Linked DNA regions of Mus musculus: regions 2 and 3 are each linked to region 1. The links are chromatin loops, found by intact Hi-C in ENCODE. Cell type or tissue: heart. All regions are shown on one strand.

What was found. A loop is a pair of places that touch in the nucleus more often than their neighbours do. Peaks named below come from ENCODE experiments on the same cell type or tissue, not always from the same donor. Only the 100,000 strongest peaks of a DNase experiment are listed, where the experiment ranks them.
Region 2: it touches region 1 in a loop (2.3-fold over the local background); 2 of 42 quality-filtered maps call a loop at or near these places.
Region 3: a loop joins it to region 1, with 3 times the contacts of the local background. A loop is called at or near these places in 4 of 42 quality-filtered maps.

What each region holds. Positions count from the first base shown.
Region 1 is chr3:37,931,692-37,939,691 of GRCm38, forward strand. It overlaps Gm20755 (predicted gene, 20755), which reads left to right. Exons shown (of 4, transcript NR_040559.1): 2 at 3,665-3,753. Among named protein-coding and RNA genes, the nearest start is that of Gm20755, 37 kb to the left of the region's middle. In heart, no CTCF peak of the experiment used is centred here; DNase peaks (open chromatin) are centred at 3,320, 3,820, 6,130 and 6,480; H3K27ac peaks cover 365 bases.
Region 2 is chr3:37,842,043-37,850,042 of GRCm38, forward strand. It overlaps 4930556A17Rik (a long non-coding RNA gene), which reads left to right. Exons shown (of 3, transcript XR_880780.3): 3 at 6,062-6,258. Among named protein-coding and RNA genes, the nearest start is that of 4930556A17Rik, 18 kb to the left of the region's middle. In heart, no CTCF peak of the experiment used is centred here; DNase peaks (open chromatin) are centred at 2,859, 3,469, 4,349 and 4,829.
Region 3 is chr3:37,872,353-37,880,352 of GRCm38, forward strand. No RefSeq gene overlaps it. Among named protein-coding and RNA genes, the nearest start is that of Gm20755, 22 kb to the right of the region's middle. In heart, a CTCF peak has its summit at 3,565; DNase peaks (open chromatin) are centred at 2,659, 3,129, 3,459 and 4,209; H3K27ac peaks cover 2,288 bases.

The DNA of each region.
Region 1 (8,000 bases):
TTGTCTTTTACAGTCAGCAGAAGTATGAACCATGAACTTCCACATGGTGACAGCATGGACCAGGCACATCTAACCTGGCCTTTGGTGTCAGGATGTGTCATGGACCACAGCATGGTTTCTGCCACAGACACACAATGGTCCTGGTGGCAGCCTGGACCATAGACAGCAGCACAGTCTCAGGTGGCAGCACAGACTTGTATACAAGCATCACCATGGCTTCACTTAGCAACCAGGCTATTCCTGCACAGCCCCCAGAGGCATCACAGCCCATGAACATCACTGTGGTCCTTAGCATGGTTTTTGGTGGCAGTACAGACCTTGGAGATCAATCCCATCCTCTGCCACAGCTTGGGCCACAGACACAAGCATAGCTCTTAGGGGCAGCATAGGACACAGACATCAACATTGCTTTCATGGCAACTCAGGGCACAGACACCAACATGGTCCCCAGTTGCTGCCTGGCCCAGGGACATCAACACAGTCTCAACATCAGTATAGGTCATGCACATCAACATGGTCTCCAGTGGAAGCTCAGGCCTTGGACAATAACATGGTTCAACCTCTCCCCACAGTGTAAGTGCAGCCCTGGTCCTCCATCCTTCTTATCTCTTCATTACAGATTCATTTAAATGAGGAGGTCTTTGATCTATCCTGAGTTGGCTTCCATGGGGGTGAAAGGTGTTTCCAGCCTCCTCCATGCAGATGTGCAGCTCCCCCTGCTCTGCTCCTGGAGAGATGCAGTCTCTGCCTTACACGCTTTTGGTGTCCTTGTCAAGAACTGGGTAACTTGGGCTGTGTGGGTTTTCTTCTGGATCCCTGTGTTCCTTTGTTCTATGGGCTTCTGGACCAACATTATGCCACTTTTATGCCACTTCATAGCTTACTCTGAGAACTGGTACCTGGTGCCTCCAGCAGTGTTCATTGTGCTGAGGATCACTTTGCCTATCCAAGGTATTTTGTGGAACTAAGTGGATTTTAAGTTTGTTTGTTTGTTGCTTTTTTTTTCCTATTAGAAGAACATGACTAAAATTTTCATGAGGATTGCACTAAATCTACAAATGGATTTTGGTCTTTTTTACTACATTATAATTTCTACCATCCCATGAATATGGGAGGCCTTTCTATCTTCTAGAAAATTGTATTCATTTTTTTTGTATGTGGTATATGTACTGGCATGTGTATGTGTGAATGCATAAGTAAGTTTGTTCATGTGTGTTTGTGTTCATGTGTGTGTGTGTGTGTGTGTGTGTGTGTGTGTGTGTGTGCGCGCGCGCGTGTGCGCGCGGGGGCGTTCGTGCACGTGAATGCCAAAGATCAATGCCACGTGCCTTTTTCAGTTACTTTTCACCTTAATTTTTTTGAGATAGTCTGTCACTTAACCTGGAACTCATTGATTTATGTAGCCTGGCTGGGCAATAGGCTTCAGAGATCCATGTGTTTCTGCTGCCCCAGTACTGGGGTCATAGATGCATGCCAATATTCCAGGACTGTACGTGAGGATGAGGGATCTGAACTCTGGTCTGAATGCCTGTTTTATAGCAAGCTCATTCTCCAATGAGCTGTCTCCCCAGCCCCTCCTTATTTTCCCTCCCACAGTGTTTAAATATTTCCAGCACACATGTTTTTCCCTTCTTTGATTGGGTTTATCCCTAGATAGTTAATTTTATTTTTTTCAAGCTGTTATTTGTGAATGGGATTCTTTCCTGACTCTTTCTCAGCATGATATGTCGAGAAACTCCTGGGCTTTGAATGTTGACTTTATATCCTGCTGACTTCGTGTTTTCCTCTGCCGAGTAGTAAATGTTGACTGTAGCATGTAGTAAGTATGTTGTCTTATGAAACTTTTATTATGTTGAGAAACATTACTTTTATTCCTAGTTTCTTCTGGGATTTTATCATGAGGGGATTTTTTTTTCTGTACCTACTGAGAAGATCATGCAATTTCTGTCTTTGAGTCTACTAAGTATTCTTTTGGACATCTTGAGTTGTCCTTGTATTCCTGGAATGAAGCTTACTTGGTATCAGTGAATAATCTTTTAGATATGTAGATGAATTCACTTTGAAAGTATTTGAGAGTTTCTGCATCTATGACTAAGAGGGAGATTTCTCCTGTGATTCTCCTCTCCTTCCCACCACGCTTCCCTCCTTCCCCCTCCTTCCTCTTTTTCTTTCCTTTCTTCAATCTCTAGCCCCAACCCACCATTTTATCCCTATCTAGTTTTGGTCCCAAGGTAAAGTTACCTTCATAAAATGAGTTTGGTAATGTTCTTTCTGTTTCTAGTTTAAGCAGTAGCTTGAGAAACAGTGGTGAATCCATCTGGGCCTGATGTGTGTGTGTGTGTGTGTGTGTGTGTGTGTGTGTGTGTGTGTGTGTGTGTGTATAAACTTGGGAGACCTTTTCTTATTGCTTCAGTTTCGCTTGCTACTTAACTGTTCAGGTTACTTATAGTCCCTTGGTTTTACTGTAGTAGGTCATATGTGTCTAAGAGTTTTTCCATTTCTTCTGGATTTTTCCAATTGATCAGAAAGTACATGTGATGTCTAATCAATGTTCACTTGACTGGATCTGGAACCAGCTAAGAGACAGTCCTCTGTGTGGGTCTCTGAGGGAATTTCCTGGAAGGGGTAACCGAGATGAGAGGAGGTTTCCTCTGAGTGGAGCCTTTAGGTGCCTGTCTACCTTCTTTCCATGCTGAGAGCTCCTGCCCTGGCTCTGTCATAGCTGCCACTATCCTTTGCTGGCGTCAGAACCAGCTTCTTTGGTCTCTAACATGGACTAAAGAGCCATGGCTTCCCAGGAACCCTTCATGCAGTCAGTGCCAGATTGATACTCCTGGGGCATCCAGCCTTGTGGAGAGAGCATACTGTGTGAGCCAATCTAATATATCCCTTTTGTAATATCTACACATTCCATTAGGCTCCTTCTTTAGGGAAACTTGACTAATGTGATATGTTTTTAAAATATGTCACATTGACCCTCTGAGATTCCATCAATGTCTACTACAATCTCTCTTTTCCTTTCTAATTTTAATATTTTGCATCATCTCTCTCTTTTAGTTGGTTTAGATCTTCTGATTATCCACCCATCCATCACCATCCTAGAGACAAGACATGTCACTGTCATTATGGAAGGAACTGCACCTGGCCTTTTCTAGAATGTTTGGTGTAATTTTGAATAGCAGACACAGACTTAGAATAGACGTTCAGATGCCAGAAACCCTGACAGACAGAACACCACACTACAGGTTGCTCTCTCTGACTTGCACGTTGTGTAACTTCCTCCCTTCGGCAACACATTGATTCTCTGGCTGTAAATACTGCCTTCGACACAAGGTTAAAGCCGTGTGCTTGCAGCTTGGAGAGAGCAGAGGAGATAATGTCAACTTTAATTCCTGTGTTTTTCCAAACACAAAGATTAGGCCAAAGGTCACAAGTGGAAATGAAATAAAAATGGAAAACAGATGTTAGGAAGCCCACTGGTAATGGAAACACAAGAGGCAATGAAAGTTACTGAAAGGAAAACACAGCTAAAAACATGCACACAACCCAGAGAGCAGGGTCTCAGGGAGGTTTTGTTTTCATAACGATGTGTTTTAAAAAGCCCGACTTTTTAATATTTCCTACAGTGATTTAATTTCTTATACTTTTTTCCTTCCCTATCTAGAGGCAGAATTCAGCAGATGGCAGAAACCACCCTCTCCAATACCCTGAATAGTCAATGTACCCCAAGTATGCACACTGTCACAACCGGAGGTCAGTTGAAAGGGGACGTTTGTCTTCCAATTGGCAGGTTGCCACTTTCAAAGGTGCATCCATTCTTAAGCCAGCTTCCTGTTCAGCTCTGGGCCTGAGACCTGGGCGTCATCAGGGACAAGTCTGTTCTGGGAGAACAGCTGCTGGGGTGGAATTTCATTTAGATTACAATGCACGTCACAATTGTAGTTCTCTCTCTCTCTCTCTCTCTCTCTCTCTCTCTCTCTCTCTCTCTCTCTCTCTCTCTCTCTCTCCCTCTCTCTCTCTCTCTCTCTGTATTTAAAAGGAAGCTCTGTATTTTGGTGTGTGCTGACTTTTATAGTTGATCTCCAGCCAATAAAAAGAGGAAGATGTTAGAAAGTCAGTGGAAATACCTAACTCTATGTATGATATTTTGGAATGCTATAAACAAATACGCATCGGACATCTAGAAAGTACCCTGAGGCTTTTGCCTGTGTTATCTTTTAAAAAGTCAGACGAGTCATAAAACAAAAACAAAACCACATTGTAACATGGCTGAGAAAGTTCTAGCATTTAAAGTAAAACCAGAAAAGAAAGACAATTAAACACACACATCCCCCAGCTTGTCCTCCTACCCACAGGCTCCTAGGGAGCCTTCCTGGGGCTGCTGTGCGTCTTTCTGGCTAATATCGACCAACTGACTGAGGACGGCAAAGGGGAACTGGCACACCTTGGCGGCAGGTATGTAATTAAGAGGAGGTAATTAAGGATCATTGCTGGGTGCGCTGACAGCGGGCATGTAATTACGAAGGAAGAAGAATCAGAACAGGAGCCAGGACGTGAATGCCAAAGTATGCTCAGAAACCTGGACCCTAAAATCACTTCCTCTGTGGGAGGCAGGTCATTTCAGTCCTGTGCTTTAAGAGCTGTGCTGGCATGGACCAAGGATGAGCCCAGAAACGTTTGTGTCCGGCCTCGGCAGCCTTAGCAAATCATCTCGTCTTTTCATTGCTCATCCCTCCCTCCCAGACACGGTCCAAGACATTCCATTTTTATGTGCGTTTGTATTTTCTCAGGAACAGACACATTAACAGGATGGGTTTAACCATAGTTCAGTTTATTTACGATCCTCTGGTTAAATGTTAATAGCCTCAAGTCAAGGATCTAACGCAAGAATTTGGAGCCGGGGATTTTGCAGGCTGTATTTAGTGACCACTCAACAGCATTAATATCCAGCTGTTTATTTTATTTTGTTTTATTTCAAATCACACATGTGGAGGGGGTTGGGAGGTACATGCCCATGAGTGTAGGTGCCCAGTGGAGCCCAGAAGCTCATGTCAGTTTCCCTGAAGCTGGAATTACAGGTGGCTGTGAGATGCTTGACATGAGTCATGGCAACTGAAATCAGGTCCCCTTCGAGATCCGGAAGGATTCTTAACCACTGAGCCATCTCTCTAGCCTCTCTCCGGGTTATTGAATACTAGGCACCATTCTAAGGACTGCTGATGAGCTAATAATCCCTTTAATCCTTATGAGACCGATGCCTGGCAGTTTCTGTCAGTAGCATCCCCCTTCTTAAAGCGAACTTCTAGGCAGGGTAACATCACAGAATTTGCCCAAGGTCACATGTCTGATGAGTGGCTGAGTAGGGACTGACTCCTAAGTGTACTCTCCTGGCCACCATACTGTTTCTTTATCTTTTCACAGTTTCCATGAAAGTCCTTTTTTGACTATTTCCTACTGGGGGTCAAACTTGTTAGATTAGATTATTAGACTATTATTGCATGTCTATATGAGGGATGGAATTCCCCCCACCCCCAACTTCCTAAGTCATCTTAATGCACTGGATAAAGAGCTTGAGCTGCCACACACGCCATCTATTGTATGTTTGTGTGTGTGTGTGTGTGTGTGTGTGTGTGTGTGTGTGTGCTTGTGTGTTCCTTGTCAAGTCTTTCTGCTGGAGTATGGATAACCTATTGTCTCAAGTCATAGCCAAGCTCTGATGAGGTAGAATTCAAACTCTAATGTAAAAGTCAAGCGCTGATCGAAGATGCCTAACAAAGTTAGCATCTGCATCCTAGGAGTTAATGCATTCCGAGGGGGGAGGGGATGGGAAGCTCAGGGAGACTGGGAAACTCAGCTAAGGAGAAGCCAAGAGTCAGCACAGCATGAAGCAAAAACAAGCAAACAAACGAAGCGACACACCCCTGCATCCTCTCCACAGAGCCTGCAAAGCCAGAAGTTCACCGCACATTGGTCTTGCCTCAGACACCAGTAATCTTTATTAAGACATAACAACATTATTCCTCAATTGTCTTCTTCCGGTTGGCCAGCTGTGGCCACTGAAGGCAGATTAACCAGAACCTGATGGGTTTGAGCCCCTGTTCAACATTGCTGGCTAAATACCATAATTATACAGGGTGCTGAGGTGACGTTCATCTTATACTTAGACATGGTTCCAGATAAGTTCACCCGTCAGTCCTCAGTCCAAACTTTTAGCCTATAAGTTGTAGTGTGGGGTGGGGAGGAGGTGGGTGAGTGGAGGACTGGGGTACAGGAGAGGAGACAAGCCAACATAACAAAACAAAGAGCCCCAGGGGAAGTTAACATTTCAGAAGACAGGCAGCAGCTCCCAGGAATAGACTTTCAGAACTGTGGGGACCAGCCTTTCCCAGGTAGAGCAATTTCCATCCTCCAAAGCCAGAGCATCCTGCCCTCTGGCATGCAAGAAGTTTTCTGTTTGCCCATTCTGTCCATGAACTCCTGATAGGATGAATTTTTCATCAAGTTGGAAAAACGATTTCTGTCCTATTTTTCCCTTTTAGAGGAAATAGATTCCCTTAATGTGAGTGTAGGCTCATTTCCCCTGTGAATTCCGACTGGGAGCACATTCCTGGATGGCAGTCTACCAAACAGAAACAGGCTTCTGGAGAATGGCCTAGTATTCTAAAAATTTTAATGACCTAGAAGCAGAAATAGTTTTGGTCCTTAAGTTCTAGATATAAATGCTTAACTTCGGATTTCAAGGGCCAAGACTTCTAAGATAGGATAGCTGGAAACCAGCCAAAAATGAGTGACGCAGACAGTGTTTGTTAATGATTGAGGAAGAATTCCTGAAGCAGCTCACGATTAACTGGTTTGAAATGCCTCTCTCTAGGTCTTTGGAACTCTGTGGCACTATACAAATGCTTCCTTGCTTTAAAAGACTCTTGAATGAAATTAGTTTCTATAAATCAGATTCTGTGTCCAGACTTTTTGAAGCACAGTCAGATGCCTCTGCATTCTCTGTGGCCTTCCCTTACTAAGGGATGGTGTTACCAGCCTTCTCCTAGTGGATTCCTATTTGTCTGTCAAGGTGCACATGGGGGTTGTACTCTGGGAGGTTCAGTTTATCATCTTTCTCTTCCTTTATCCCAGTAATTAAATGCATCTTCAGTTTGGGGTTCATACTTTCTGCCTCTTTCATATCTCATATCACACTTAAAAATTATTACTGGATGACTGGTCATTCTCCAGCTAGCCCACCCACAGGATGATGGGCCTTAAACCACAGGATACTGGACCCATGGGTAATTATGAGACTTAAGGAATGTTGTTCTAAGGCAAAGGGCAGGCTTGTTTGGTGTTCCTAGCACTTGAACCTTTCAAAGTATCCAAGGGAATTGTGTTTTCTAACCTAAGAGGTTACTAGATGACGAGGTTACTTGCTCTTGGGAGTGCATGGGAATTCTTTCTTCTATCTGCCAAGTGTGGTGGGGAAGAGAGACACTCAACCCTCACATTGCAGGTGTGGGATAGGCAGGAGAGATGCATCTGCGCGTGCGCGTGTGTGCGTGCGTGCGTGCGTGCGTGCGTCTGTGTCCCTGTGTGCCCATCCATTCTCTTGCCCTTCCCTGCTGACTGATGGAACTTGGGAAGATCAGAGCAGAAGCAGTCATGGGTTTTCTGAATCCACCTGCTCTTTCTGCTTCAGAGACAGTGCTGAGATTTCTGGGACCTCTCCATATTTCTTCAGTTCTGCTTTTGACATTCAGGGAAGCTCCACAGAGGAACTCTGAACTTTTTGGTGGTTGTGTATTTTCGTTGCAGAGGAGTATTTACTAGGCCTGTAGAAAAAAAAATGTGGCTTTATTACTTAAAAGCTGCCTTTTTTGTTTTATGTTATTTTAAATTGATTGATACTTATACATATTTATGGAGTATTATGAGATGTTTAAATGTGTCCATACATTGGGAGTTGATCAAATCAGGCTAATTAACATATTTTCTCAAATATCATTTCTTCA
Region 2 (8,000 bases), 90 kb before region 1:
TGGTGTTCCAGTTGTCAACTGACCAATTAATTCGTCATTATCTAGGATGACAGAAAGTGGGTCCTTTACACCTTTCTATGGGACTGGCTTCATGGTGAGCACATAGCAAGATTCTGCCCTGTAGATTGGTTTCTAATAACATAACATACACATCATACGGGATGTAGTAGATGTTTAGGCAATAAACCTTCAAATGAGCTGATCTCTTGACTGGAAAATTAAATGTATGTAATTAAGGTTCTCTGCAAATAGCATGGTTACCTTTGACATTAGTGCAGCAAGGCAAGGCCAGCCGTCGCATGCATTGTTAGAGATTAATTTCTGATCTGGTGAAGATCAGCTTTGGGCTGTAGCATGCTTCAAGCTTGCAGCACGAGCTCTCCTGGCTCGCTCTGTATCAGGCTTTTGTTTTGGTATGCGTGATTAAGACTTTGGCTGAAGAAACCAAACATAAGGTTCAATCCAATTTAGTTCCTGCTCCAAGCGACTCTCCTTATTTGTTCAAGAATTTCAGACTGATTCTCCCCCCAACCCCCACACACACTTATTCTGATCACTCATCCTTCATATATTTCTTGGACAATAGGCACCCAGGGACTCGGATTTGATTTACAATATGTACTGTTAGAGAATAGTCTGTGTTGGTTCAGCCATTCTTAATAGGGGCAAGTTAGATGGCTGGTATTTCAAGGGAACAAGCTTTTTATGTCAAAGAACCACATACAACACAGATATGTTCCTGTCTGGAAGACAGAAAAGTCATTTAGACTGTGCTTGTCACAGTTTCAACAGGGACCAACACTGCTGACCCTTCTGATAACCTTGGGTCCTTGTAAAAGTCCTTAGATTGGTCTATACTTCACTTTGCATAGCTAAACCAGGATGCTAGAATCTCAGTTTGTGGCCTTGGCTCCAACACCAGCATTGCAGAGAATGAAAGCAACAATACATACCTATAGTCCCAGAGCCTGGGAGGTGGAGGCCAGAAGATCAGAAATTCAAAGTTCTCGGCTATGTAACAAGTCGCGAGGCCAGCCTGGGATTCATGAGACCTTATCTCAGAACCACTGTTTCCCCCCCACAAACAGAAATTCTATTATGTATTAAACTCAGCAATCCATTTTTGGAGAATCATAAAATCATGGAACTGAGAAACAAATCCAATCCTTTGGTGGGAGTTCTGTCCCCACATGTTAAATGATTTTCTCAGAAGCACTGGTGACTGTGTGTAGATGAATGCTAATATACTTAGACTTGACAAAAGTCACTCGACTAGTGAGTCATACGCCAAAGACGTGAATACAAATATGCCATCGTCTCCAGATTTTGAGTAAGAAAAAATAACGATGTATTTTTAAATTATTTTGACAAAGACTCATAATAACAGACTAATAAAATGTTAGTTCACCAAGAGAGCCTAGAAACGACCTACTCCAAAGGCTTCATTTCCAGATGCAAAGGCTGACCTTCAACTGGCCACACCCAGACTCAGCCTTGTGGTTTCCACTTGACAACCCTCATCACAGACACCTTCACCCACTTTTGCATGAATTTTAAATATTGCTGTGTTTCAGACAGCATGGGAGAAAAGGGAGGGAGGAGGGGAGAGGGGAGAGGGGAGAGGGAGAGGATTATTAAAGGGGTGGGTTTACTTCCTTAACTAATAGTCTTCAGCTTTAAAGCCCGACTCTTTCTAACTGTTCTGTCATTCAAGGTAGTACTGAGTAGTACGGCAGTAAGAAAGAGGAGCCTGCTGAAGGGAGAGATCTCCAGGGCTTCCAGACTACATAGACCAACTGAAGCAGACATGACAGGAGAGTTAGTAATGTGAAGAAGAGGAAAAAGTCCTTTGTTTACTTTGTGGAATGATCTCGTATCGCTGGGTTGAGGTACTGTTCTTGAGGGGCAGAGGCCATGTTCATGTGTGACAGTCTCTTGGGTTGGGAGTATGGAAAAGATCCTTCTCTACTTAATACACTCTTAGGGTCTCTCTACTTCTCTCTCTCTCTCTCTCTCTCTCTCTCTCTCTCTCTCTCTCTCTCTCTCTCTCTGGTGATTTAGAAGGAGGACAGAAAAGATAAACAGATGAATACAGCGTAGACCAGGAAGCTTTGCTGATGACTTCTGCCAATAGTTATTAAGAAGTACACACAACAGAAGCCATTTTTGATCTGGTATGGTATACATGAGTGTGTGTGCACACAAGCAAGTATGTATGTGTGCACATAACAAACATTGTTTGACCATGAATGATCTTCCACGATGCTATCTCTTCACACTGACACACACTCTTCTGTAAGCTGTTGCCTTTTGTCCTCAGTAAGTTTTTAGTGAGCCTAGACTGTTGGGTTGGATCCCACTTAACCATTCAAAGGCTTTGTACTTAAGCTGATATTTTAAAAAAAAAAGTTTTCCGAGGACACTGTGGCGGCGGTGGGAATGCTGTGTTTCGCACACACTCTGGCTGTTTGCGTGAATGTTAATCCTGCAGATGGACGAGATCTCCCAGGGTTCCAGACTGGATGAAAGAACAGAGACACATGGCCAGAGAGTAAATAACAAAGCGAGGAAGAGGAAAAAGCACTTCGTTTTCTTCTGCCTGGAAAATAAATATGCAGACGTTTAAAAATCAATGACAGATGTAGACTATTTTTACAGTTAATAGCCATGGAGATAGTTGAGAAAACAAATAAACAAACAGAACCAAATTGCATCTGGAAACATTTTCAGTGGAGGCCCAGTGAAGATGGAGTTGGATGATACATCCGGAGAGGAGCTGGGCGAGAATAGCTCTGAAGCTCAGGAGGAGATATTTTTGTTTTGCTGCGTGCCCAGAGAGAAGAAATAAAAAGCTAGTGTGAAGGCTGATACATGAATCCCCTGGCTTGGTGCTCCATCATACACAGCCTCTATTTATAGGACCATGAAGTGGCCATGAATCCTGGAGAGCTCTAGTATAGCAGTTTCCGGGGAATGGAAGAAGGAAGGAGTTGTCTTTTGAGAACATGTGTCATAGATTGTAAGTATCATTTTAGTTCATATCCAGAAGTTAGACAAACGGCTACAGCTGGCTTCAAAAACACTAGGAGGTAAGAGTGTTTCAGATGGCCCAATTCCTGACTAAACTCCCATTACTGTAGAAAATCACAGACCAGGCAGGAACGACTATTGGGTTTCAACCACAGATGACTCTCACTCCTGTCTCCCTGAAGCCTTGTAAGTCTATAATTTTCAGTCCAGTACGAGCACGTCTTCAATGGAACCTATTCTTCAGACTCACTTCCGAGTTGCACAAACACCTCTTAGTGCCACGGTTGCGGGTGCGAACTAAGGATGTTGGGAGAAGAGGAAAGCCAAGTGGATTTGAACTTGGCTGGCTTCACTGAAGTGCCACAGTTACACTGTGTGATCTCACCAGGACCCATGTGTCTCACAGTGAGAAATTCACAGTTGCAAAACAAACTCCCTCTGGCACTGGAACTTAGGGAGTGGAGGCCAGATTAATTTCAAACTTCGAAACGCTTGGGACCACAGTCCCTGCTTCATGGTCTCCTGAGGTTTGCTCTTTCTGGAGTTTTAATAGGTGTCTTTAGCCCAGCAGGGGAGACTTGGCAAACCTGAGGCAGACTCCTTCCAGAAGCTTCCTGATCCTCTGGACAGGGGCCAAATTTGTCAGTGGGAAATAATCTTTAGAGGTATCATGAACTAAACTGTTTTGCCATGCTCTGAGCACTGGCTCTCAGTAATGAAAACGTAGGCTTGCAAACAGGGCATGGAACTGTCTCTCGAAATGGTTAGCAGGTGGCAGCGCCTGAGGCAAGACTTTGTGGAGCTCTTTAGAAACCTTCAGTGGACTTAGGCACACTGGGAAAAAGTGAGTCAAGACAGAGGCATGCCCGAGCTCTCATAGGAACGTGTTGAGGTAATTTCCCCCTGTGATCCTGTCTGTGTGGTTAAACAGGAGGCTGCATCTTGAGTTGCCTGTAGAGATGACACTTTTAACAGACACTCTTCAATCTAAATAGTCCTTACATTAGGGGTCTTTCCTGTTCTTCAATTACTGTTTCTAGACGCTTTAAACATGATCTATAGGTTTCACTGACAGAGGTGTGTGTGTGTGTGTGTGTGTGTGTGTGTGTGTGTGACCCAGGGTGGAAGCAGGAAAGATGGACAGGAACACACAGGACACAGGTCACCTCAACCCTGCTGCAGAACAGGATTGAAGTACGTGGGCAGACTTGTTCCTGCCTTTACCTCAAAGACATGCAGCCACTTTCTGTTTGGCTCAGGACTTGCACTGTGACCTAAGGTTGTCGTCAGGTCTTCTTGTACATGGGAGACTGGGAAGACAGTGTTAGCTCTAAGATGTTAAGCAGTTTTCTGAGGGTTGAAAAGTTTGCCCTTCTCTTGTTGTGCAAGCTCCATCCCTTGGCCTTAGCAGCTACAGCTGTTAAGTCACTTTCCAGAGCCCTAACTCTCCATGACTGTTTTACAGCCTAGGATGGAGGAAAAAGAGACAAGCAACTAAGGACAGCACAGTGCCTCCTAAATGTTCCCTCACTGAGAAGAAACCCTGAAAAACAAGGCCACAAGAAAGTCACTGTTTCTGGGGACTACCTGCTCTACAGGATGTGAGCAGGGGCATGTGGGTACCTCAGATGCACTCTCTCCTCTTGGTCCTCTTGGTCCATGGCTTTCTCAGCAGTGCAGGGCTCTGCTGTCTGCACGTTTTCAGTGGACAAGGCTCATCTGGTCCTTACTCTGTGACCAGTTGCAGCTGAGCCCAGCTGGCTACAGCTGTGTGGGAGCTGTCTGAGAATGCCACTAGTCATGGAAGGTGTTTAATATTTGTAAGGGGAGTAAAAGGCTTGGTGCCAGGCTCAGCTAGCCACTGGAGCTTTCTATCTGCAATCTGCTGGTCACTGAGGGTCACTTGTGTGGAGTCATAGTGAAAGAAGACCATGCCCTACCGTGATGTGGCTACAGCTGGGCCTTGGTCCCCCAGAGATGAATGTGTGAACCGTTCTCACGGAGGCTTGTCATGACTTCTCCTGAGAGCCATCTCAGTAAGGCCCTCAGCTCTTCATTTATTTTGGAGTAAATTGTGGACAGGTTAGATAATGTGATTGATTGTGAGAGTTGTCTCTTGGTAAGGAATACTCCTCCTTATGGTGTGTGTGTGTGTGTGTGTGTGTGTGTGTGTGTGTGTGTGTGTGTGTGTGTGTAACTCTCACTGTATTATGTCTCTGGAGCAGCCTGAGATCAGGAAGAAGTGAGATACTCAGGGAAAAGGGCACAGGTTGGCAGGAATGGCTGAAGGATGTTTGGCTGAAGATAGATGAAGGGGGGGAGGTTGGTTCATGATGTTCACGCTTGTGTGTGTGTGTGTGTGTGTGTGTGTTTGTGTGTGTGTGCGTGTGTGTTTGTAGGTCAGAAGAGTGGGTTATCTCCTTCCATCATGTAGATCCTGGGAATTAAATTCAGGCTGTCAGTCTTGGTGCTGGTGCAGTTACCCATAGAGTCATCGCCAACCCTATTGTAACAAGTGTGTTATGCTTAATCCTGATTACAGCCGTGCCTGACTTCTGTGGATCAAAGACCAGGAAATCTATTGCCACAAGACTTGAGAAACTGGGAAACAAATTACCGTTTGAACTTACAATGTTTAATTACACCAAGTTTATCACCAAACTTCATTTACATGCTTGGTGAACACAGTCCATGACCTCTGGTAACTGTTTAATAGTGGAGATCTAACTCTAACAGGTACCATTTATTACAGACAAACTATGTGCCTATTGCTGTTAGGCACACATGCTAGTGGCTTCTTTCAGTTGAACCTTTGTCTTATTAAAGGATGCTAAAAATGGCCTATTCATATAACATAAACAGGACCTTCTGTATGTTTCTACCTACTTATTAACTTCTCATAAAGTCTAATTTCCTGGCACATATTTCTCTTGAGATTTTATAAAATATGACTACTATGGGTCAAGCATTTTTTTCTTATGAAGCAGAGAGAAAAAATAAAATTAATATTGTCTTTCTTCTTTTCCTCTAGATGCAGCTGCAAAGAGTGAGTGAGACACATGCGCAGAGCCCTGGATGGAAGCATGTCAGCAGCTCAGGTCCCATCACCAAGGGGCCTGGCTTAATGTCACATTTTCTTTAATCTCCGTAGCCCATAGACTTGATTGGCTCTCGACATTATACTTCCTTCTGTTTTGATATTAAACCTACCACACTTGATGTGGGTCAGGGCTTTTGTTCTTGACGTTGTATTTTCCACATTTCCAAACTCTCCTGATCTAGAACACAAAGGCAGTTAATAGTAACAAATGCCAGACTAGCTAACAGAGATGGGCCCATTAGATGTTACTCAGAGCCTCATATCTGAAGTATCGGCCATGTTATTTAGTTTGATCATCGCTGAGATCAAGTGCTTGACACAAACTTTCTGGGGGAGGAGAGGTTTATTTTGCTTAGCCTCACGGTGGGGACAATGTGTGCCAGTGACTGAACTCAGGTCTCCAAGGCTTGCATGACAAGCACCTTTATCTGCTGAGCCATTTTGCTGTACCCGAAAATTACACGATCATGAAAGAGTCTGAGAATGCGATTCCATCCAAGTTTACTTTCTGTTCTGTGCTTTATTGGTTAAAACACCATCATTCTAACCAGAAGATTAAATGGCAGTCACTTTAACCTTGAACTATTACACTTCTATGCCTCGGTGTCCCTGTCAGTCACCTGATTTGGAAGTCAGCAGTGTCAGGCTCTGTGGCTCTGGTTGTATCTTTCTGATATCGAACATCTTTTCATAGACTCACTTGTTTCTTTGAAGAGATGTCTGTTCAGATTCATGAGCCATTTGCAAATTGGGCTACTGGAATAATTGGCGTAGAGAGGCAGGAGAAGGGTTTGAATTGGGAGAGTGGTTCTGTACCATATGTAAGCTGTGACTATATGCTGGGCTGCAGGCTGTCGAGGCTTGTTCCCTCCTTTGCTGTGAAGAAGCTTGCTGGTCTGATGTGGTCCCACCAGTTATGTCTGCCGCTGGTGTGCATACTTTTGGTGTCACTGGCAAAATCACTGTCAGGACAAACTAGAATTTTACAGCTTAGCACTTAGTTTTCTTTTTCTGTGTGGTGTGAGATGCCTCCAACTCTGGTCTTTTGCATGTGGACATCTGGTTGTGCCATCACCATTTGCTGAGTCTTCTTTACTGATTGTGTATTTTTGGTATTCCTGCTGCAGTCAGTTGACTATTTGCCTGTGGGCTTAATCCTGTAGCACTCTAGGACGCTTTAATGACTAGGGTGTCTCGTCTGGGATGGCTGAATATTTTGATATAAAAAAATCAGGGGATGCTGACGTGTCTTTATTTTCTTCTAAGATTTTGGGGCTTTACAGGATTCTTTGTGACTCCATAGAAACTTGAAATTTACTTTTCCCCAAGACTGGAGGGATGGCTCAGAGGCTAAGAGTCATTGCTTTTCTTGCAGTAGAACCAGGTTTCATTCCCAGCACTCACATCAGGAGGCTCACAAGCACTTGAACTCCCAGTTACATGGGATCTGACATGCTCTTCTGACCTTTGAGGTCATCTGCCAAGACTTGTACATACACACAAGAACAGAGACACACCCACACCCTCACATACTGACACACACACACACCCCAATTGGATAAGGATTATACCAGCTCCGCAGTTAGCTTAGAACACAGCATAGTATATCTTTACTTATGTCTTTTAAACTATTTTTCATCAGTGTTTTCTAGTTTTCAATGTGTATGTCTCTCACCGGAATAGATAGGCTCAACTCCAAGTCTTCATTGTTTTCACGTATTCTTTCTCTACTTCCTCTCCAGAGAGTTCATCACTAGTGTGTAGAACATGATCTGACGGTCATTGATTTGTCAATTCTGGGATTCTCACCTGTGAGGAACTTGCTTTTTGTACAGTGTTTTGTTGGTTTGTTTTAGTGGGATCCTTAATA
Region 3 (8,000 bases), 59 kb before region 1:
GTGCCTGTTTCACTGGCTGAGCAGCTATGCGATTCTTGGCCTCTCCAAACTTACAACCACAGTGTAGTAAGTCATATACACGCATCTATTCCATGAGTTCTGTTTCTTTGGAGAGCCCTGACTAGCACACGTCTGTATGGCCTTACTTTGCCATGGTGTATGATTTCAGTAATCAGGCTTAGTGCAGACCTGGCCTGGAGAAAGGGAACTTATGGCAATAACTTGATTAAAAACATCTGAAAGGGAGAATTTCAGAGGGATTCTGAATTTGCCTCTTTTTCATTTCTCCCTGGTTTTTTTATATGCTGTATTAATCTGATTGCTATAGAAAATGCATTGGAACTTCAAAAATTGTTCTTTTCATTGCTAATATCAGTTTTGTTTATAATTACAAACAAAAAGCTACTTGAACAATGCATTCTGTAGCCTCCATGGGGGAGGGAATAAAACAGCTTTCTTTACTTATTTTAGTTGGGACCAAGAGTAGAGTGGGGGCTTCTAAGGGTGATGCCCATCTGTCTGTCTGTCCATCAATCGATCGATTGTTCCATCCATCCATCCATTGTCTGAAGAAGTAATTTTTGATACTTGGCTCTAAAAGCTATGTTCTAAATGGTAGAGTTCAAATAGGGAATAAAGACCAACACATAAAACCTGTACACTTTTGCAGGAGAAAGGCATCAATAAATAATTATGTAGTTAAAAATAAAAGTAAGTGTATTAAATGAATCTTTGCACAACTAGACATTAGCCTCTAGAGAAAAGAACAACCATTTTAGCCAGACATGTGACCCTTCACCCCTTAGTCTTATTGAGTTGTCAGGAGGGGACAGTCTTCCTGTCATTAGTCTTAGTAATTCCTCCTGCCACTTTTGGCTTTTTCTCAGTGCCAATCATTCATGGGTTCATCTCTACCTTTTACATCCTGCTTAAAGCTTTTAAGGCGCAGTATTTTGCAGGCAAACTTTGCCGGGTGACAGAGAAAAGGGAGTCTGTACTGTGACCTTTTCTTATGAAGCAATGAGTCTGGGAAAAGGTGGTCCCAAGGTTGACTCATTGCTAAATGATGCCAAGGGGAAAATTATCTAGGATTCCTTGAGCAATCCCACGACAGAGTGGTGGCCGAGGAGAGGAGAGTCAAGGAGGATTTCTGTTTGTGTGAATTTTGTGTGAAGAATTCTCTTACCTGGAGGCCAATAATGTTATAGGTTTATGGATCCCAAATCTGATACAGTTTTGGAATGCACTTTAAGAAAAATGATCTAAAGCACAGAATCTGGGCTAGAGATGGCAGTCAAGGTCATTGAGAGGATGAGGTCCGCTTCTTAGGATGACAGTAAGCAGGTTGCATTTCTTCCTTTGCATCTGTGACCTCCCTGAATCACAGGAAGGCAGGTCACTTGAGCTGCAAAGAGGTAGGAAAGCAAGTGTCTGCTGTCTGTGGTGCTGGGGAAGGGGAGAAGGATTTGTATTGGATGAGAACCACTTTGTCCCTACTGATGTCTGTGGGTGGATGCCTAATATCCCACAGTGGGACAGAAGTCCGCTGTCAAGCATGTTTGACTTGGTGGGATGCAGTGAGTTAATGCGTTCTCCCACTCATGTTCCTCTAGGATCACAGTATAATACTGGTCATCATGTGAGGGAAATGCTCATGAGCAGAGCACCTGTGGCCTCCCAGAGAGCCTCGTCAGGGACGCTGCTTCCAGTTCTGTGGGTTGTGGAGACACAGCAATTCTTTCTGTGCTTCTATACTCCCAGGCATCTCCTTTAGCTCATGAGGGGCCCCATGTCATCTGTACAATTCTCTGTAGGAAATTCTTTCTCCTTTCGAATGGTTTCTCCTGTCATATATGTGTGTGTGTGTGTTTAATTCATTTTAATATATCAGCAACACGATATTAATTGCACCAACAATTCTTTAGTTTTAAGGCCCCATCTAGGAAAGTTATCATGGCTAAAGTACAGAATATTTAGCCAGTATATTGGGGCAAGTGTGTAGGTGGGTGGTAGAGAATTTGTCTAAGATGTATGAGGGCCTGGTTCTCTCTCTCTCTCTCTCTCTCTCTCTCTCTTACACACACACACACACACACACACACACACACACACACACACACTCATACACACAGTATCTTGTCAACACTGACACAAAGCCAACTCTGTACTTGGGGTTAGCTAGCAAAACTTGATTGTGCCCAAAGGCAGCAATTTCAACACAGGCAACAGTGACAAGTGTCCTATGCTATTTCCTCACTTACAAGTCTTGTCACGGCATATTTGAATCTCCAGGTACTATTGAAGCCAAAATGTCTAGAGTCCAGTTTCTGAGGCTGGAGTCAGCTCTGTAGTGTGTCAGTCACCTGGCTTTGTAGGAGCAGTCTTGGAGTGATGTCCCAACTGTCGGCTCCTTCCCTGATTATTCTTGCTGTAAGGTAAATGGTGAAGGACCTCAGAGTCGAGGGCTCAAACCCTTAGAGTCATAGTTGGACCGTTTAACAGGAAGCTGACTGGAGAAGACAAGAGCTTCCCCAAGCCCTCTGAGCACCTGGCTATGCTCCTGAAGAGGACTTCCAAACAAGAGTGTGCCTTAGGCGGCTTCCCAGCTTCCAGCTGGATCCTGGAAAAGGCTCTTCCTCAATTTCCTGTTCTTCAGCATCATGGAAAGTGGTTTATTGCTCACCCCAACCCTGCTGCTGCTTTTCACATGGAAGGAGAATGTGTTACCCACAATTCTTTGCCATGAAGAGCACAGGAAACCGTTGGAGATGAGACTGCGATCCAGCTCCAGAGTGTAAGGAATGAGTGATCTCTCTCTCTCTCTTATATTCACACATGCGCACGCATGCACGCACACACACACACACACACACACACACACTGATGAGGGTGGGGAGAGAAAGAGGGAGTAAAGGAGGGAAGGAGGAAGAGAGAGAGAGAGAGAGAGAGAGAGAGAGAGAGAGAGAGAGGGAGAGAGAGAGAAAGAGAGAGAGAGAGAGAGAAACAAGAGTCAGGCTTGAGTCCTGCAGTTATTTCTGGCTTTGAATTGTGTCCAAGTCTCATACATTCACAGACGGCCTCGCCAAGGCCCACAGCTGTCCTGCATTTTCAACAGATCCCACAGGGCCTCGATCAGGCTGAGAGACATTCCTTTGCTCTGACACAGGGCCTAGAAGGAAGGGCTGTAACCTCTGAGGCTGTGGAGGTGGGAGCCTGCCACCCTGACCTTCCCAAAGTGCCCAGACATACAGGTGCAAGAGTGTGCTGGATGGCACAGCCCAGAGTGTGGCAGGACCTGTGGGTGATTGTCCTCAGAGCCCACAAATCCAGTGTGCTCTACTTTCTGTGGCCGTGGTGGAGAGACACATGCTCCTGTTGCTGTTTGGGATGCTTGTCACAGGAAAGGCATGCTCCTCTGGAGATCTTCCCAGCTGTCAGTAATGTGCTGATATACCAAGGCCAGTCCTGAGCAGGCTAGCCAGATAAACAGGATGTCCACAGTGTGTGAGAACACATGAGTGGAGCGACCCTCTCTGCCCATCTGTCAGCCCCATAAGGGACTGTCGTGCCTTGCTCCATCTGCCTGTCTAGGGCAGGAAAACAGGCAGCATGGAACATATGTGAGAAAAGCCCTCTCCCTGGCTACAGGGGCCATTGGTGAGACTGGGAAATCTGACCTAAATGGGAAGGAACATGGCTTTCTTGTTAGTTGCTTACTTGTCGGGAAGTACTTTAAAGACATCCCAACACACAGGGGAAGACATAATTAGATCATCAGTGGCTGTTGTGGGAGACAAGGGGGCTGGTCTTCAGGAACAGCTCTGCATGCCAGTGGAATCAGCTTCATGTTTTCTTCTTGTCAGACACACACTGGTTATTTATGTGAATATACAGAGACAAGTGACGCCTGTGTCATTGTCCTTCTTGTTTTGGAGACACTGTGTCTGTTGACGATCAGTGTGTAAACACGCTCTCAAGGCGGCAGGAGGAGGCACAGAGGCCCCTCCAATAGTCTGTGCAGACTGGGCCCTTGGAGGAAGAGCAGCAGACATCCTGGTGTGGGCTCTTCTGTGGTTGAGGGTGTCGAAGGTGAACCCCACAGTAAGAATGTGCTGATAGGACATTAGAGTTGAAAGTGAACCCAGTTTCTCTTCTGACCTGAACTGATGGATATGGGAACGATTGCTGTGATTGCACAAGATCTCCCAGGAGTGTGGCCAGAAAGTCAGATATGTGATTCTAATTCTCGGGGGCCCTGTGATGCTCTCTGTGGCGTGGTACATGTTCTCTACTTCCGGTACATCAGACGCAGCTTCGTTTACGTGGATTCAGTGTTGTTACTTACTGCTTTGATTTGAATAGCAACTGTTTTAATTCTCTGTGTTTTAAACTACAGTAGAAAGAACAAGAAGAAAACTCCTTCCACTTTGTCTTTTATTAGCTCAAAATTTAAAATTTGAAAGAGTTTAATGGGGGCTGGAGAGATGGCTCAGCGATTAAGGGCACCGACTCCTCTTCCAAGGTCCTGAATTCAATTCCCAGCACCACATGGTGGCTCACAACCATCTGTAACAAGATCTGACACCCTCTTCTGGTGTGTTTGAAGACAGCTACATTGTGCTTAGATATATAATAAATAAATAAATAAATAAAAGAAAGAGTTTAATGATGTAAGTAAGATGAGGCTAATTGCATAAGAAAGCAATTTTACAGTCTGACTTGTTAGAGGGAATCAGTATATACTTTTATGTATATATGTTTGTAACTGCATGCTGGATCACACATAAAACTTTTGTGTGTATGATTTTTTACTTCCATGTCTGTGTGTTCACCATGTGTACATCTGAGGGTTCTAGCAAATGAACCCAGGTCCTCAGTAAGAGCAGTCAGTGCTCAGGGATCTTCAGGCCTGCAGAATCACAGGAAACCGCTATATTTTCATATACATGTAGATTTACATGTCTGCCCTCCCTCTCGCACGCTTGCTCCCTCTCTCCCTTCTTCCTCCTCCTCCTGTCTTATCCCCCCTTCTATTGTTGCTGCTCTTATTTAGGACAGGGTCTTGTTCTGCCTCTCAAGCTGGTCTGAAACTCACTGTGTAGCTTAAACCATCCTCAAACTCATATAATTCCTCCTGCCTCAGCCTCCCAAGGGCCAGTTTCAGACACCACACCTATCAATGTGAGATGAACATTTTCAAGGTAAACAATATATCTGCCATACTGCTTTTGGTGGCACAGTAAATCGGTCCATCTTATATATTACAATATTTGCTCATCTTTAGTTGTGTTGGGTGCTTGAGGACAATTTTCCTCTCCAATAAGTTACTACATTGTGAAGTTTCACTGAATTGTACACTGGCTCTTGTCATAACCCCCATTTTCACGAGTAGAGTTTCTAGGTCAGAGGCTGTGCATGTCTGCAGAGCTTGCTGTCCATCAGATCTCTGTGCCCGCTTCTCTTTCCCTGTTCCAATATCCGTGGTTTGTATTTGGGGATGTGGGACTTTAACATCTAGCAAGACAGACAACAAACGGAAACAACAGAGCCTCTTCAGCTAGTAGCAGGGGCTATGCCCTTACCCATCAGGGCCTTCAGTTCCTAAAAGATACTGTCTGTGGAGAGCACAGGCACTGTAGAGACAGAGATGATGCATGCTTGTGACAAGGGTCTTCTCATTTGTATCCTCCAAGGGCAAGAGGGTGGTGACTTTCAAGTTCACAGGGTCCTCGGAAGGAGTCCCTGCTCACATCTCAGATGTTCATCCCAGAGACCTCCCAGCCATGTCCGTTTGACTTGAGAAGAGGGATGAGCACAGTTTTGTAACAGCCTGGAAGTTGTTAATTAGAGAGCAAGCATGTGGACAGCCTAGGGACACTGAGACCTTCGGTTCTGTGCTTGAGTTGCTACCCTCACCTCTGATGTGCAGTTGCTTTTAGTATGGAGAGTGAGTGCCAGCTATGTTCACTTACCAAAGGATGGAAAGCGAAACCGTTACATTCTGAGAGATTGGCGTCTATCTAACTCTATCTACTGCACTATCACGCTTTGAAGACAACTCCAGAAGGAAAAGTGCCTCTACGTTTCATTTTTGCAGTGTGACCCCGTGACATCGTGCTGGCTGGTTTCCTTGCATCAGAAAGAGTCATAGCTACTCTGTCAGAGCAACTGTGGCCTTTACTCATGGTGACAGTGTTAATATCACTGTTTTTTCCTCATTGGATGGGTATCATATAGTCACTATATCTTTAAAGGTGTAATTCTTCCAGGCAGGTATTTGATTATCAAAGTAAATAATGATACAGTTTCAGATTGTACTACAATTGAGTTAATGTTCTCCATAAATACGAACAATAAATTTTACTATCATTATTCAGTGTCTTAGTTCGTGTTTTAGGAAGTAAATACTTTGGTTAGATAATTTTTAAGTCACAAATCGAGCTTACTTTGAGTGCTGAGTTCTAGAACACTCCAGCAAAGCTTCCTGAGGTTTTTCTTGACAGTATTTTAGGGAGTGAGGAGTTGAATTTTATTAATACTTCCCTCTCATATTAATTTGTAACTATCCTGTCACCTCAGGAGAGGCCATTGCAGGGTTGGAGAGCAGAGCAGGCACATTTAGATAGATCAGGGAGAAAAACAGAGTAAAGAAAAGATCTACCTAGGAAAGACAAGGCTTATCCTGGGGGAACATTTGCTCAGCGTGGGCTCACATCCTGCCCATCAGACACTTCGGGGTGAATTCTACATGGAATGAGGGCCTGGTGGGTATTTGCCCCCAGATCATGCCTTTAACCCAAGTATTTGTGCTTTAGAATGGCTCCTCTCAGCTTCATCATTGTCCACCTCCTGTCCGAATTCCTGTCATTCATACCCTGTGACCTCTGACCCACCAGCTGATGCCAGATCCTCTTAGCCACTCATTACTTTTGCAGTCACCTTGGCTTCTGTCTCCAGAGACGGGGTCTGTATCTCAACCACTTCCCCGTGAAAGCAGAATCATGGATCTGGAACTGTGTCCATGGCGGACTGTCCTCTGAATGCCAAACATGGCACAGTGTTATGTACATGAGTGCTTCCAAATCAATGGAGCAGGAACTTCGTACCAGACCCTTGAGCAATAAATGGGTTACCTTTTCATTTTACTTATATATTCTAATTATACTTTAAAAACAAAATATTTATCTTATTATAGGTTGGACATCTTCAAATTTAAAAAATTCTGGATTCTGAGGTATCTTAAAATCTGCAGCTCTTCTTGTTTACACGATGCCACAAGTATCAAAAAGCTCTGTCTCATAAACAAAATTATTATTTTTAAATTTAGTCTTCTCTCATATATTACACCTGGAACACAGTCTCTCACCCTATGCTCACTCCCATCCCCACCCCACCCCCAACCACTCCTCTTCAGAAAAGGTCAGGTCTCCCGTGGATATTAACCAAACATGGCATATTGAGTTACGATAAGACTGGGCCCCTCCCCTCATATTAAGACTGTATGCGGCAACACAGTAGGGGAAAAAGGATCCCCCAAACAGGCGAAAGAATCAGAGACAGACCCTGTTAGTGGTCCCACACAGAGACCAAGCTACACAATCATAAGGTATGTGTAGAAGGCCTAAATCTGGCCATAGAGGCTCCCTGATTGTCAGTTCAGGTTCTGTGAGCCCTTATGAGCCTAAGTTAGTTGTTCCTGTGGGGTTTTTGCCTGTGTGTGTGTGTGTGTGTGTGTGTGTGTGTGTGTGTGTGTGTGTGTGTGTGTGTCCTTGTCTCCTCTGGTTTTTACAATCTTTCTTCTGCCTTTCCTACAGGATTCCCTGAGCTCTGCCTAATGTTTGTGTTTGGGTGTGGCTCTCTATATCTGTTTCCATCAGTTGCTGGATGAAGCCTCTCTGATGACAATTATGTGAGGATACACACACACACACACACACACACACATATATATATATATGGTCCTGATTATCTTGGGTCTCTGGGCTGTCTAGCCTTCATTC